Regions from separate parts of the Mus musculus genome. Here region 1 is linked to region 2. The links are chromatin loops, found by intact Hi-C in ENCODE. Cell type or tissue: heart. All regions are shown on one strand.

The links. A loop is a pair of places that touch in the nucleus more often than their neighbours do. Peaks named below come from ENCODE experiments on the same cell type or tissue, not always from the same donor. Only the 100,000 strongest peaks of a DNase experiment are listed, where the experiment ranks them.
Region 1: a loop joins it to region 2, with 7 times the contacts of the local background. A loop is called at or near these places in 40 of 42 quality-filtered maps.

The regions. Positions count from the first base shown.
Region 1 is chr2:27,232,156-27,240,155 of GRCm38, forward strand. It overlaps Sardh (sarcosine dehydrogenase), which reads right to left. Exons shown (of 21, transcript NM_138665.2): 5 at 7,460-7,583; 6 at 7,212-7,312; 7 at 3,323-3,427; 8 at 2,136-2,265. Among named protein-coding and RNA genes, the nearest start is that of Sardh, 11 kb to the right of the region's middle. In heart, CTCF peaks have their summits at 3,760 (motif pointing left) and 5,378 (motif pointing left); DNase peaks (open chromatin) are centred at 466, 3,786 and 5,380; H3K27ac peaks cover 3,139 bases; H3K27me3 peaks cover 1,088 bases.
Region 2 is chr2:27,039,298-27,047,297 of GRCm38, forward strand. Gm13398 (a long non-coding RNA gene) reads left to right here. Exons shown (of 3, transcript XR_374184.2): 3 at 1-1,561. Among named protein-coding and RNA genes, the nearest start is that of Gm13398, 6.6 kb to the left of the region's middle. In heart, CTCF peaks have their summits at 191 (motif pointing right) and 4,355 (motif pointing right); DNase peaks (open chromatin) are centred at 4,394, 5,124, 5,504, 7,274 and 1 weaker place; H3K27ac peaks cover 910 bases; H3K27me3 peaks cover 2,013 bases.

The sequences.
Region 1 (8,000 bases), 190 kb after region 2:
GTCCCGTGGCATCCCGAGCAGATTTGTGGGAGCTGGGGGCAAGTGTGGGGTATAGAGTCCTTTAGATTTTTGACATAGGCAAGTCTGAGAAACTCCCAGAAGCTCTCTTGCACCTTGGCTCTGAATTCTCAGCCTAAGCCAGTGAGCTCTATCTGCCCTAAACCTCCCCAGAGTCTGGGACTGGGACATCTCTAAAACCCAGAGGCCCAAGACTCTGAGCTGTCTGGCAAGGAGAAGAGCTACCCACCCCCACCCCTAAACCTACAGTCACTGTTAAGAGACCAGACTCAAGTTGTCTCTGCAAGCACACTTCCCCAAAATAGGGCCCCATGGGGGAGTGACAGTTTCCAGGCTAATTAGACAAAGAGAGCCGCTGGGGACATTCATGCCCCCTGGGATTCTTCCTGTTTTTCTCACCATCGGTCCCTCTCTGGCTGAGCAGGGACATGAGTCACAGCCCTCGCCCACATCCCAGATAAGGCGTGCTCTTAGCCTGCTCGTGGAGGCTAGCTACTGATTCCATCTGGTCTCCCTGGGACTGCACCCGGTATTACAGACTGAGCTGGCTGCTCTGTAGTCTCCAAACATGCCTAGACAGTGAGGGCTGGACTCGCCAGAAGGCCACACCACCCTCCATCTAGGACCCTTTGTCTCTCCCGAGGTGGACTGGCCACTTTGCCCCATAAAAGTCCCTTAGCCTCCTGATTCCCCTTTCATCCATAAACCTTTGCTACCAGCTTGGCACGGCCTGTGACTTCTCAGTCCCGTGCTCCCTCTGCTGAGCAGTGTCCTGTCTCTACCTCCCAGGTCACACACTGTGGTGTCCAGGGGTTCCCAGGACTGCTCAGCCTAACCCTTTGGGCTATCCCGCATCTTTCTGAGCTTGGCTTTCAAGTTCTCCCCATTAAAGGGAGGACACACACCACTGAGACTCTTCTGAGGCCACATTTCTACCTGGCCATGTGTAGTTTCCACCTCAAGCCAGCACCGACTGGCGCTGTGATGGCTGATACTGCTTCTCCTCACCTTGGCAGGATCTAGAATTACCCAGGCGGCTAGCCTCTCAACCGAGAGTACTTATCTCCATTAGGTTATCTCCAAGGCATGCCCATGACAGGGTAAACGGGGACAGCCCCATCCCCTGGGCAGGGGTCCTAGACTGAGCTCCATCACCCATCTCTCTGCTTCCTGACTGTGATACAACCTGAAGCTCCGCCTCAAGCTCTCAGTCCAGGGCTTCTCTGCCATGATGGACTGTATCCTTGACCTTAAGTTGCCCTTTTGGGGCATTTTGCCACAGTAATATGTAAAATAACTAAGACAGGTTCCTTCTTCTAGGCATACCTGTGTCTCCCCTGCCAGGCTGGGACCCCTTGCCCAAGAAAAGGATTGACTTTAGCAAGAAAAAGTACACAGGCCCTAGGCGTGTGGAGCTGCTGGGCCGTTGCACCACACTCATCCCAAGGGTGTGTGACTGCCTGAAACTCACACTATATTATCAGGCGCAGGGTCTGATGAACTACTTTCCAGCATTGCCTCCTTTCTAGGATCCTCACTGTGGGATGGAGCCTGGGGTGCCCTGTAAACAGTGGCTACTCTGTAAATAAGCTAAAGAGAAAGGTCTGAGAGCTAAACTCACCTTCTTCTCAGCCTCCTGGAGACCACAGAGGAACCCCCTGGCCAGGTATCTCTCGATGCCCAGCTTACCTCTAACCCTACAGAGTTCTGGCTACCCAAGAGCAGTGGCTGGGGACCCTGGCCAGGGAAATGACAATTGGGGTGGGGGCAGAGTTGGAGCTTTACCAGGTGACCACTTTGCTAGAGACAGAGTCCTTATTCCTGTCTTTATTCTGTCTCACATGGTGACAGGATCCCACATTCCCATTTTACAGACAAAAACCCCATGTTCTGGGGACGAATGGGATCTAGAGTCTCATTGTGGAGGACGGAGTGTGACGGGCTTCATGCCCAGGTTTACATGGCTGCCCTTGCTAGGTTGGGTTTTCTTCTAGAGAGGAAAATTAAGAGCCACCTAGCTAAACCCAGAGAACGTGAGACAGGTCCCTCTCAGGAAGGCGCTGGCATCCAGGCTGGCTAAAGAATGCCTCTGCTCCAGGCTCAGTCTCCCCACTCACCAGGACCACAGACAGTGGACTTGATCCCCGTCTTCTCCAACACAGGGACACGGTTAATGGCGCCTTCAATGTGCTGGGTGAACACATCCCAGTCCAGGTCAAAGAGGCCAAAGGCAAATTTGTCTGACACCTACAAAGGAAGCACAGAGAATCTGTCAATCAGCCAGGAGAAAAGCACTGATCCTTCCAGGCCCACCTATGACACAGCTCCAGCCCCCAGCCAGGGAGGGAAGCAGATCAGATGAGACAGAGTGGGATTTACCTGTGGGCTCACAATCCTTCCTGGGCCCATCCCCCATCTAGTTTTCCTGGACTGTTTCTGTGGTCTCCATCTGGACTCCAGCTTCTTGCCTTTAACACATTCTCTCAAACCATACAGTGCCCACCCTTCCGTAGAGCCTCCAATAGCTCCCAGTTACCTACCACAACTGCTCAAAACCCTCCGTGTGCTTGCCCTCCCAACCACTCCCCTGTGCTCGGTCTTTTGGCAACCCTTCTGATTTTAAGAAAGGCAGGTGGGAGGCACTGGGAGTTTAAGGTCAGCCTGGTCTACATAGTGAGTTCTGAGACAGTTAGAGCTTCATAGAGAGACCCTGCCTAAAGGGGGTGAGGGGATCCTATGTCAGGGGCAAGCTGGAGCTACTCCTAGGCCACTACAACCTTAGCAACTGGCCATCCAGCCCTCCTGTGCCTTCAGCCCGACCTCTTTGACGATCTAGGACCTACTAACTAGACTTGGGGTGCAGTCACCACCCACATTGCGCTACTCAACCCTGTGAACTTTTGTTTGACTCCTTACCTCCAGACAGTTTGGGGCAGGGGCCATTATCTTAGTGTCCCCCACCCTTCCCAGAACTAAAGTGGCATTTGGCCCAGAATCGCCGTCTAGTCAGTCTGTTTGTGGACATCTGGATTGTCCTCCAGTCCTGAGGCCCCACTGTGGCCATGGAGAGGGACAGAGGGGCAGGGGGGGGGCCTCAGAAGGTCCATCATTGCTGCTGGCCAACAAAGGGCTAGGTCATTTCTCAGTTCTTCTAGAGTCCCGGCTTTGTCTCATGCTAAGGTGGGAGACCATCCCACCCTGGCTTCTGGTATAGCTGAGTGCTAGCTCTCAGAAGCACTCAAGTTGGGTGAGGCCAAGGCACCTCTGCCTTTCCACCATGGGACCCTTGAGGGGGGTGTCTTACCTCCTCCCAAAAGATAGGGTTGGCCTCATAGCCACCCACAGACAAGGCATCCCCCTGCAGTCGGAGGTAGACAGAAGCATCGTGATCCCGGACATTGGGCATGTTCTGGAAGGCAAAGCAGAGAGACCACAAGCTTCAAGCAGCCTTTAGGACTGGTCCCTATGCACTGGGGAAGGCCCAGCTCTGGGTGGACTGTGGCACCTTCGCCTACACTGGAGATGAGCAGAAAGAGACAGACAGGAACACGTCGAAGAGGCCCTGCTCACAGTGCCTGAGTTCAGGACTGCTTTCAGAAGCACTGCCATATTTTCGATAACTAAATACTGTTTTAAAATAATAACAGTCAGCCCTTCCAAGACCAGCAGCACTAATACTCCAAAGATAAAGGAATCCCAGAGCAAAATAGCACAGGATTGTGGAGACCCCTGGTGGCCAGGAAGCCCATGCTCCTGTCTCGGCAGGATGTCCCTCCCCCTCAGTACTGCCTCTCCTAGGTTCAGCACACATGTGTCTGCCCAGCAACTCCACTGCTCTCTCCATACAGGAGTCCACCCTACTCGGGTGGACAATATGGCTCCACTCCAATTCTGTCCCCAAATCTTCCCCAGCTGCTTCAAACCCTGCTGACTGCTTCCTCCTGGAAGTCAGCCTGATTGCTGGACATCATCATCGCTACCCCCATGAGCTCCTGCTAGAGGCTAGTATTTGCTCACCACATCACCTTGCTCTGCTTCAGCACAGCCCCATACACAATTACTACCCATGCTGCAGAAAAGGAAGCAGCGCTGAGGCTGTGGCTCCGTTGGTAGACTGCTTGCCAGCACGTTTGAAATCCTCAGCAAGTTCTGTCTCCAGCACTGCATGGACTGGGCGTCGTGGTGCTAGACGATCAGGGATTCCAGGTCATCCTTGACTACAAAATTAGCCCAAGAGTAGCCTGAGCTACATGAGACCCAGACGGTGAGGCTGAGCACAAATAAGAAAAGGAGTGGGAGAGGAAAAGAAAGCTGGCCCAGCGAGATGGCTCACTGGGTAAAGGAGCTTGCCACTGAGACTGATAACCCCATGTCTGATCTCAGGTACCCACATGGTAGAAGGACCAACCTCATAACTTATTCTTTGACCTCCAGAGATGCACACACACACACACACACACACACACACAAATGCATGAATGCTATAAAAATGTTAAAGGAAGAAAAGGGAACCTGGAGGCTTAGAACAATGACTGCACCCTCCTAGGCTAAGTGGGAAGATGTGGACTTCTAATCCACAGCCTGGGCTCGGCCCTGGGCTTGGCATCTGCATGGGGTAACCATCACTCGGCAGAAGCAGATGGGAGGAAGATGAAAATGAAGAAACGGGCAAACCATGTCTTGAATGGGACGGGCCCATGGCCACAAGAAGGTCAGAGCAGAGCTGGCTAGGACCAGAGCAGCTTCTCAAAGCTACCACAGAAGATGGACACCCAAGCCTTGATTGAGCCCTTGTCTGTAGCCAGAGCCTGATATTATGGGAGGACAATATCCTACAGCACATGCAGGGAGCTTCCTCAGCTAACATGGGCAAGAAGACACCTGATACAAAGCCCTCAGCCTTAGGACTCTCCTCAGCACAGAGTGGAACCACAGCAGTGGGCAAGTCTGAGACCTGGCTCTGCCTCCTGCCTAGCCCCAGCACTAGGCAGGGCTAAACTCATAGAGCCTTCTCTATGGAGGGATGGGTCCTGAGAACTCTCTCATTACTCCAGACTGTACCCTGCACAGTCTTAAAACAGCGAAGCCCTATCCATATGCATACCCACAGGCACTCCGGGACCTTGCAGCTTGGCTCTGATTTTGAGATTCATGGGAGGGAGATAAATGAACCTGCAGGCTGTCCTAATGTTTCCCAGGAGGGAGACTTTAGCTAGGAGTGAGGAGTGGTGCCCCTCAGTGGACACCCTGTGGCTACCCTCAACCCAGGACACATCCACTGCCCCCCTCTCCCATTTACACCTTCTCAGGCTTAGGCTGGCGCTCCTGGGGCCCTTTATGGTCAGAGAGTGACCCCTGGTGGCCACCTGAGGAATAAGTTCTCCCCACAGCTCTGACCTTTGGTACAGGGTCAGCATGGTGTCTCTGTGAGTAAGGACATACTGTGTGTTCAGGGGGAGTTACTCTAGGAACAATGACAGGAGCCGACCAGACCCAGGTTTTTGTTGTGCTATCCCCTACATTCACACTGTGAAACGTCCAGACTTCACATCTTGGAGGCGGAAAGGAAGCCAGGTTCATGCAAAGTGGGGGAGGCAGGCCCTAGGAACAAGGCTTCTAGCATGGGCAAGAGGAGGTGTGCAGTTGTCTAAGACTATCATCACTGGGCCCTAAACAAGAGCAATCTGGCTTCTCATGCTATCCCCACCCCACAACCTATGGCTTAGATCTCTGAAATGTCAATCAAAATCAAAACCAAATGCTCTGTGACCTCCTCCATCATCCTCAAATCCCCACTGAGGTGTGGCCTTCTCCTCCTCCAAGGAGCTACCAAAAGATCAACTGGTCCTCCAGTCTTGGCTAGGGATGTTAGGCAGCCCATGCCCAGCCACATTTGATTGGCCTAAGGGAAGTCAGTTGTGTGACTTTGTATGGTCCTTTAGGACAGGCTCTGCCCTACACTGGGCCTCTGAACCCTGGGAGGGTTCCCTTCCAGAACCCTTCGAGGCTCCTTTGGGAGTTGCTCCTTTGCTTATCTGCAGGATCCCCTTTTCTCTTCAAGCAAAAACTGGGGTGGGGGGTCTCTCTCTCCCCACCACCACCCGGAGCAGGGTCTGGAACATGAAGCCCCTCCAGTCAGTACTGGCTGGAGACAGGATTAGATGCCCATTGAAAGAATTAGCAAGTAGGTGAATGATGGTGGAATAGAGGAAGGGAATGGTAAATGGGGAGGAGGGATGGGTCATGGATGGGTGGGTGGATGGAAGGCAATAAAGAAGGGATGGAAAGATGGATGATGAACAAGGGGATGGGGGAGTGGCTGCATAGATGGAAGAAGGCATAGAGGAGGAATGGAAGGTGGGAGGGTGGCAAGAAGGATAGAAGGAAAGAAATGAATGGTGAGAAAAGGATGGGAGGGCAAAAAGAATAAAGGGGGGCTGCAGACGGCTCAGAGTTAAGAGCACTGACTGATTTCCCAGGACCGGGGTTCTAGTCCCAGCACCCACACGGCAGCTCATAAGTGTGTGAGCATCCTCACACAGACAGACATGCATGCAAGCAAAACACCAGTGCACATAAGATAAAGATTTAAAGGATAGAGGGATGGAAAGAGAATGATGGAGGATAAAAGAGAGGGGAAGAAGGTAGGAAGAGGAGAGGAGGGTGGAAGGCGTGATGGGGAAGTAGTGGGTTTGATGGAGGAGGCAAGAGGGAAGAGGAAGATGTGCTCAGATGATTGGTGAGGGGAACGAGGAATCAGTGGTAAGGCACCAGAAAAGTCCCAGCCAACAACATAGGAAAGAAGACCAAGAGAGGGGAGAGCGGGAGGCACACAAGGTCTGGGGCTCCCTCAGCAGAGGCTCTCAGAGGTGCTGTGTGCCAGGAACCAGAGTCATAAGTCAGGACTTAGCACACTTGATTTCTCTGAAACTCAGGCCCAGGACACTGAACAAAGCCAAACTGGATGCCTATGGCCCAGCTTGGTAGCCATGATTACCAGACTAGAGATTCAAAGAGAAGCCAGGCCCTGGTGACCAAAGTAGCCTGCACCATCAAATTCACAGCGTCTGCCACCACCCAGAAGGTCCCCATTGCACCCAGAAGTGGAGTCTAAAGCTGAGGGTTGTGCCATTTGACTGTGTCCAAACTCGGGTTTTAGGGGAAGTCCTGAGTTCGCCAGCGCCATCACTTACCTGGATCCCCTCGATGCGCTCAGTGACGACGTAAGCATGGTGCATGGCCACCAGCGGGACCTTCACTCCAGCCATGCGGCCCACCTTGCTCGCCCACACTCCTGGAGGCAGAATGGAGAACACTCAGCTGCCACCCGAGTGGGCACGGGGCACCTCAGAATTCCTGCCTACCCTGACTTCCCACCCAAGAAAGGCGTCCTTTGTGGGTAGGACCTGAGCTGTGGGAGTCAGGGGAACAGCGTTCCAACCTGCACAGTTGACCACACAGGGTGTCTGGATGGAGCCATGCTCTGTCTCCACAGCTGCCACCCGCCGCACTCCAAAGTCGTCCGTCCGCACACGGATGCCAGTCACCGCACAGTTTTCAATGACCTGAAGTGGGAAAAAACTGCACCTTAACCATGTGGGGCTCTCTGACAGCCTGACCTCCATCTGTGATCCACTGGATGGGACCAGAGGATACTGCTTCTGTGAGGAACTCTTCCTGATTCATTTGGCCAGAGAAATGGAAGCCACATCACAAGACAGCAGAGCCCACTCCCTTCCTTAGTTGGAAAACTTACGCAGATGTGGCAGGGGTGGGGATACTCATTCAAAACAGCAAGGGATCGCTGGCTTTCTAGTAGGTAAGATTCATTTGAAAAATAGAAAATACTTGTACATCACTTTGGTTTTTAAAAAGATGTGTGTCTGTTTATTCCTTCATGAAAACAGAAACATGCTAAAATGCCCAGTCTTGCTGGGCTCTTTTTTTACTTCCTTTGTCTTTTTGTGTGTGCATGTTTGTGG
Region 2 (8,000 bases):
GGCTGGTGGCCAGAGACTGTCAGGAGGCTCTGGGGTGTCTCCAGGAGAGCTGCCTCAGACAGTGGGGTGTTTATGTTCTCCAGATGCCAACCTTCCTTCCAGGAACTTGGGGTCTTGGAGGGGAGGAGTGAAGATGGGTCTGAGCTCTGGTTTCTGAACTATTCTGTGCCCATGCCAGGGTCCCAGTAGAGGGCGCTGCTCCCTCCTGGGAATGTGAAGCACATGACTGTGTGCCCCACTGGGGACAAAGCCCTCTGCTCCAGGTTGACAGCAGTCTTAGTCCAACACTTGGGTCCTGTAGTCTCAGGCAATATGAGAAGTGAGCAGGAGCTTTAGGTGGCCTCAGAGTCTTGGAGGAGTATAGGTGTAGTCCTTGAAGCAATGGTGACAGGCACTTTGGCTGGTAGAGAGTTGGATGATGCTTTCCCACCAGCTGGATAGGAGGCGGCATGCGGGGGGCCAGGGTGTCCAAGCAAAGAGGAAAGTGGGACTCTCAGTGGGCCGCTGTGGGGTAGACCTCCACAGTGAGGCTCTGAGCATGAGAAGTAGCAGGGCCTTAAGTATGGCTCCCGCAGCCTCTGACCTTCTTCTCTTACCCCTATTTATCCCTGCTGGAGGAGAGAAGCTGAAGCCAGACACCTGGTCCCTCTTGTTCTCTGGGTTTCTACTCTTGTGCCTTTGGGTGCAGCTGGTTAGTGAACAAGTCTGACCTCTTTGGAATTTAGCACAAGTTGTCACTTTCTATCTGGTGTGACCCCAAGCCCCTCTTCCCTCCTGACACCTGCCCACCTGTGAAGCTGACCAGACGCGAAGCTAGAACATCAGTGCCCTTTCCCTCGACGACTGCGCTCACCGCTGTCCTTTCTGTCAGGCATGGATGGCAGCAGCATCCTGGAAATCGTGACGACTGCAGGCTTCGGGGAGCTCAGGAGAGCTGGGCCGTGGACAGAAGCTCTTCCAGGCTTGCCTGCCTGAAATCCAGGTTCTACCACAGTTCCAGTGCCAACAAGCTACCCATGCAGGCCAGGGCAAGTGCATGCATTGTTAAATAGGACTCATGAAAATGCCCTGTGGTTTCCAGGTCTCCAGTGGCCAGCTCGCTCTGTCTGGCCCCATTCCTGGATTCTCAGTGCCCAGCCCATCAGCACAAAGTACCTGGGGAGAATGCAGGCCAGGAAGAAATTGCATCTGCAAGGAAAATATTGTTTTATAGAATTCAGTGGCCCATTCTGTAAACATTGTGGTTCTGCCTCAGGTTTTTTTCCTGCCTGTCTTCAGGGAGCACCTCCAGGGAGCACCTCCAGGGAGCACCAGGGAGCACTGGGCAGCCAGATGCCTGAGCTTAGGAAAATATGTGCTTTGGGTGAGTTGGCTGTTGCACAGGATGGACTTGGGGACTTTACCAGGCATGTGAGAGAATCCAGGAGTGGTGCTGGTTGGAGTTTTCCTCCAGAGGCTTATAGAGAGACAGTGTATGGATACACACGTGGATATGAATGTTTGTCTATGTACATCTGTATTTATGTATGCATGAGGATAATTATACATGTGTATGCATTTATCCGTGTGGTGTTTGTACTACGGTAGCAGCAGGGGTGAAGGGGTGGGAAGGAGTGTTCTCAAGAGCTGGAGTAAAACTGCCTATGAGCCAGGTCAGACATGGGAACACTTACAGGGAGAGTGCAAGGGGCTCACAGGCGCAAGACCAGTGCCTCCTTGGGGCAGACATGGCTTTCTGTTGTTATGGAAGAGAGTAGCTGGAAGCAGGTGGACACTCAACACTGCTGTGACCTTTTCCACTTATTAAGTGGACACAGGTTCTGGGCAGGGTTGCCACTAGGCTATAGATAGAAAAATCCTGGGCTTTCTATCAGATAAACTGGGGCTGTTGACTTTCTTCTCACTTGGGATAAAGGGTTTTAAGCACTGTGAGGTGCGTGTGGTATGCTCCAGAGCCCAGTAACCCTCGCTGCATCACCTATGTATCCTGAGGGAAGGGGGAGACATAGTGTTGCTGTCTTCAGAGGCAGGCAGAGGTGGCTCTCAGGACAGTTGGATGGTGCTACTGCCTGGCTGCCTTTCTTAGATAGGCCAGCAATCATCTGAGAGGGGAAAGACAGGGATGAGGAGGGGAAAGGCAGCCCAGGGTAGGAAGCTGAGACCATCCTTGTGGCAGTGATGAGCAGTGCCAGGTCATCCACCCATATGCTACCAAGTGCCTGGGACAGCCCTGGGACCCCTGGCTACTCCTCATCTTCTTTCTAGCCTCCTGTAAGGTTCTTCAAGGTCAACTCACAGTGCTGGAGGATCACCAGCTATGGGGAAAAAGGGGCGGGGTAACAGATGGGGCAAGAAAAGGGATCAGCACACAGACTACAGCTGGGCACCTGTGCAGAGGCCGGTGTCCCGGGCCGGGTGACTGCTCATCCTTGAAAGGCAGACGTCCTTGGGAGCCATGTTCTGGGAGACCCCTGTTTTCCTGTATGTCCCCTCCATTCCTGACACATTTATAGGACTCCAACCCACTCATAGGTGTTAGGAACATCTTACATAGGGGCAGGAAGAGGGAACAGGGGAAGCTGCTTTGTCCCCTCCACTGCCCCATCCATTTCTATACCTAGGCTCCTAAGAGCAGCTCCTGTTTGTTCCTGGGGTAACCCGGGATCGAACCCTCCCAGTGCGACTTGCCCTCTACAACCTCTGTCTCCTCATCTATACGACTAAGCCTGCAGAGTCTTAGCTGATACCTGTACCTGTCCTGCCCGGCGGGCACCCACCTCCTTGTGGCTAACACCCTCCCCAGGGTGCCGCCAGCTCTGTGGCCACTACGTAGCCACGGCTGCTTTTCTTGCTCAAGAATGACATTACGTTTTTTGGATAGCTGGGTACTTCTGGCCAGAAGTGGGCTAAGCCACAGTGCCACTGCTCTGCCCTGTCCCTCCCTTGAGTATTCACCAGTCTCCTGCCGTCCTGACCAGCCAACGTCAGGGTCAGGTCAAGACCCTGCCTGCTCCTTGTTCAGACTGAGCCCAGTTGGAGCCCCTGGGGCCGCAGGTGGCCTGGCACACTTCCTTTGAGTTATTTTTGGCTGGAGCTGGCCTGTGGACTCCTAGCCAAAAGCAATTAATAAATTTTCATCTTGTTTTGCTGACAGTTTAGATGATGCCCCAAAAAGTTCTGTCGGGAGGCCTGAGGGCACCTCAGGGGAGCAGAGGTGGACACACTACCTCCCCAGGGAGGGAGTGTGTGTGGTTGGAGAGGCAGAGGTGGTCAAGGCTGTCTGTTTATGACTGTGATGTGACCTTTCTGCCCCTATTGTCCTTTGTCCTGTACCAGCAGGGGACATTGCCTCCCACCTACAGCAAAGGACCCTGGGGTGCCCAGGATTTGGCCGCAGTCCTGGAAACTGTTTCGCAAGGGAGGCCAGGGTTTGCTCTGGGAGTGAAGGCTCTGTTTTTTGCCTCTGGGTAGGATTGGCCTTACAGAGGGTGAACCAGGTAGATGCTGGAAAGCTCCAGAACCCAGCTGGGATGGGCTTGAGGCCTTCTTCCTTACCCTGTATCCAGGCAGGATCTGCCCCTGCAGCTGTCCTCTTACCAGCAAACTGAGATGAGAAACAGACTCCAAATGCCCTCACTGCTGGAAGCTGCTGGGGGTGGAGGTGGTGGTTGGAGTGACTCTCGTGGTCTAAGAGCAGCACATCCTAGCCCTAGCCGGCTAGCAGTGGTTACGGTTCATACAGTGCTGAGCCCTTTTGCATTTGGTCTCATGGGTGCACTCCACACTGGCGCCCCTTTCCACCTGATTTCCTCACGTTCTGTCTCCTCTCTCCAGTCATAGACCTCACTGTAAGCAGAATTGAAAGCTGGGGATCCAGCCTCCACAGTGAGACATAGCCTAGCTCTTCATCCACCAGGGCAACAGCCTGCACACACAGCTGACTGGCACTTTCCCTTCAGCCAGTTTCCCAGGGTGCTGTTTGAGTGGTGCCAATTGGACATAGTATCCTAGCATTAAAGATGGGCTGACTACACTAATGCATCATATCATGGGGATTCTCCCATGGAGATGCTGTCTTGGCTATCTGTCTCTGTCTCTCTGTCTCTGTCTCTCTGTCTCTCTCTCTCATTGTTTTTGTTTGTTTGTTTGTTTGGTTGGTTTTTTTTTTGAGTCCCCTTCATCTAGATATAGACTGAAACAAAAATCACAGTCTACTTTGTACTGTCAAGGAAGGACCTTGCCCATTAAGGAGATCCTAGTGTCCAGGGGCTGGTGAATTGTGTGCACGTATACTCAGTACTGGGGCCTGTACTCCTATGACCTGTGCAATGCAGGGCCCTATAGGAGTTGTGGCCAGCAGGGGGCACTTCTGTGCTGGGCCTGGAGCTCTGCTGCTGGCTGATCACAGAGGCTGCTGAGATACTGCTGTTCCCAGACTGAGCAGCACTGAGCATCCAGGCAGGGGCGGCCAGCACTTCTGCTCATCTCTCTTTTTACCCTCTTTTCTCTAGTTAGTAGTATAGGTCCCTCTTTGTGCTGCTCCTCCCAGCTCGACTCTCATCCCTCCTGTTTAAAAGTCTAGACACCATATCTACGTTAACCCCCCCCCCCCAGGCCCTAGGGACCGGGCTGCAGATTGGCTATGTGGAATGGCCGGCAGCTCAGCAGTACTCTGGCTTGAGAATCCATCCTGGTTGCATTTGGATGGTGGGGCTCATGTGAAGGACCCCTCTCTCCCTAGATCTAAGTGTGGCAAGCCTCACACACTTTCCCGGCTAACTAATACTCCAGAACATGCAGGTTCTCAGAGAAAGGCTAGTCCCGATACCAAATGGCCCTTCAGAAGTGCAGAGGGCACTCTCTTGGATACCTAGGGTCCTTAGCCCCAGGATCCAGTGCTCCATCTAATCTGTATGAAGTGCCACGTGCTTCTGTTTGCTCACTGGTGCTCAGGACTGGCATCTGCAAGAGTTCTCCTCCTCCACTTCACCCCCAAAGCTGGCTGGCCTGGTGTAGACTTGACCTGGAACCAGCTCCTGGCCTCTGGGAAGCCCAGCTGTAGCTGCCTTGGCCTTCCCCCCAGCAGGAGCTGAAACCCTTGACTTCTCCAGTCTCTGGCTGGCGAGCAGCAGCCAGGCCTCCGGGAAGGATTCCTGGGGTGCGGTGTTGGTGGCTGGCTGCAGTACAGGGCATGGATCCCTGCAAGGCAGGCTCTCTCCTGGGAACTCTTGTCTGTCTGTCTGTCTGTCTGTCTGTCTGTCTGTCTTGCTCCAGCTGATTGGGTGGTCTGGGAGGGGACAGATGTGAAGCAAGCATGTGTGCAAGCATGTGTAGCTGGTGTCTGGTAGGTACTCATGGGAAACCACACCTCAGGGACACCGTGTGTTTAGGGACCATGCTGGAACAGGACACTGGTGTATCCCTGGAGGGACAAAGGATGTTAGAACCTGCTGTCAAGGCTCTAGTCACTTTTTATTGACCTTGGACACAGCACCCAACTTTCCTGCCCTTTAGAAGCCTCTGCTGTAGAATCGGGTGGCAGCCCAACCCACCAGGAAGGGCCATCTCAGAAGTTAGATGGACTGTTTCCTGCAGTGGATTGGGAACCACAGTGGCCAAAGAGCCAGGCATGAAGCCCAGCAGGGTGCTGCAATGGTCTTTTGTTTATCGGTGTACCTACAGTCCTCTACCACACATGGGTAACTGAGAAAGTTCATGAACTCACCCAGCATCACCACTGACCTCTGTTGCTAGTGAGTTAAAATAGAAATTTAAAGTATTGGTACAGCCTGGATAAGAGGTTGTAAATATGGCTCAGCAGATGCAGGGCTTGCTGCACAAGCTTGACGATCTGGGTTTGGATCCCGCCACCTATGTAAAAGCTGGGTCCAAGAATAACCTCATTTCTGCAGGACAGAGAGAGGCAGAAGCCTGGGGGCTTGCTGGTGAGCCAGACAGCCAAAGCAGCAAGCTCTAGGTCCAGTGAGGAGCCATGTTTAAGAATTAAATAAGGTGGCAAGCCATAAATGAAGATACCCAGGGCCCATCTCTGGCCTCTCCAAGTGTATCTGCACAGACACAAAATAAACAAAGCTGCAAACAGCTAAGACCTGGGTGTTCTTCACACATCATATTCTGAGAACTACTAGATCTGGGCTGAGGACCTGGAGGGGAAACTGAGGCTGTGATACTGAGTCCTGGCTTTTAGGGTTCTGTCAGGCAGGCAGACACCTCCTGAGATGAGTGACTGCAGAGAGAAAGGTGTGTACAAGGCAATCTAGGAGCATGTGACCGGGAAGGAATCAGAGTGTTTGCACACATATATGTGCACACAGAACACACATACACACACAGTTGGGAGTACATGATGCCTGAGTGGGTGTTTGACCTTGACACCTGAATGACAGAGCAGGTAAAGCTGCCTGTCCTGTCCTGTTTAATTTTTGTGAACTTGAAACAAACCTAGACATACCTGAGAAGAAGAAAACTCAACCGAAGAATTTCCTCCATCAGATTGGCCTGTGGGCATGTCCATGGGCCTTTTCTTAATTGTTAGTAGCCAGCTAACATAGGAGGGCCCAGCTGTATGGGCCTGTGGGCCTGGCCAGTATAAAAAAGCTCACTGAGTCACGGGGAACAAGACTATACATAGCACTGTGTGGTCTCTGCTTCAGTTCCTGCCTTGGTTTTCAATGACGTGGGCTGTAACCTGTAAGTCAAGCAAACCCTTTTCTCCCCAGGTTGCTTCTGGTCACAGTGTTTGACACAGCAACAGGAACCAATGAGGATTCTGCCTCTAGAGGTCCTTCAGGCTGGAGGGAGCCAGCAGAGAGCTACAGGGAAGTCTGAGCAGGGATCAGGAGTGGAGAGTGTCCTGGTGGTGTGAGTGGGAGGGCAGCCCTCTCACCCTGGTTCATATGCAGAAGAAAGCTGGCCATTGTAGAGCATAATCAGGATTCAAGGACAGTTTGACCACTTTCTTAAATTCCCACGGTGACATTTCTAGCTACGTCCAAGCCCTTCCCAGCTATCCCCCAGCCCCTTCCCAGCTACCCCCAGCCCCTTTGGGATGATGCCAGCACTCTGACCCTGCTTTACAGTCAGATCTTCACAGTTTGAGAAGACCTCAGAGAAAAGCATGCACGTTCGTCTCTCTGGTTGGGATGAAACTGTCCTCCCACCACAAGCTGGGGGACTGCTTTGTGAAGCTGGGATAGGGCCAGGCAAGCCTGAGGACACGCCGTCCCCTGGCCTGGCTTGCTGGAGTCGGGCCCATGAAGGGAAGGGAATGGAGTCTGACCCTGTGTTCCAGGCAGGGCTGGAGCAGTGTACTTGGATGCAGCTGTGCCCAGCTGTTCCCTAAATGACAGTGGAAACAGTCTGTGTCTTCCTAAGCATCTCTGCTGACTAAGGGGTTCCCCATCATAGGTGCTGGCCCTTCTGGGGGGGGGCTCATGACCCTTGAGTAACAGGAAAGAGGCTAAGACCTTTTGGCTTAGAGTTTAGGGAATGGCACTGGGGAGAGGGGGCTCAGAAGTTGTGTCCACAGCTCTGTTTGATGGCACCCTTCTCTCAGGCTTATTGAAGTCAGTCAAGGGCTCACCCTCTAAGGTTACAGCAGAGAAAAGGCACTGTGACCAGAGAAGGGTCTTCTGGCCAGAGCTTTTTCCAGAGTCTTGCTTGCAGCATCTATCTTCAAAGGCAAGAGAGAAAGTCTACAGATCTCCACCCTGGACCATCCCTGGGTGTTGGGCTTCCATGTGACTGTCTGCTGGGGATCTAGACTCTGAATCTGGGAACTTAGCAGAGGGGACCCACTTGAAGCTCAGGCTGGATAGCCAGTGGGTCCTCATGAACACTGCTATGTGTTCCAGCAGCAGCTTCTTCCCCCAAGGAGCCATCCAGTCAACTCTGGGTCCACTACCAATGGGCACACAAGTACAGAGAGAACTGTTGCTGCCACCCCAGCTGGACCTCCAGGACCTGGAGCAGGGCTGGCT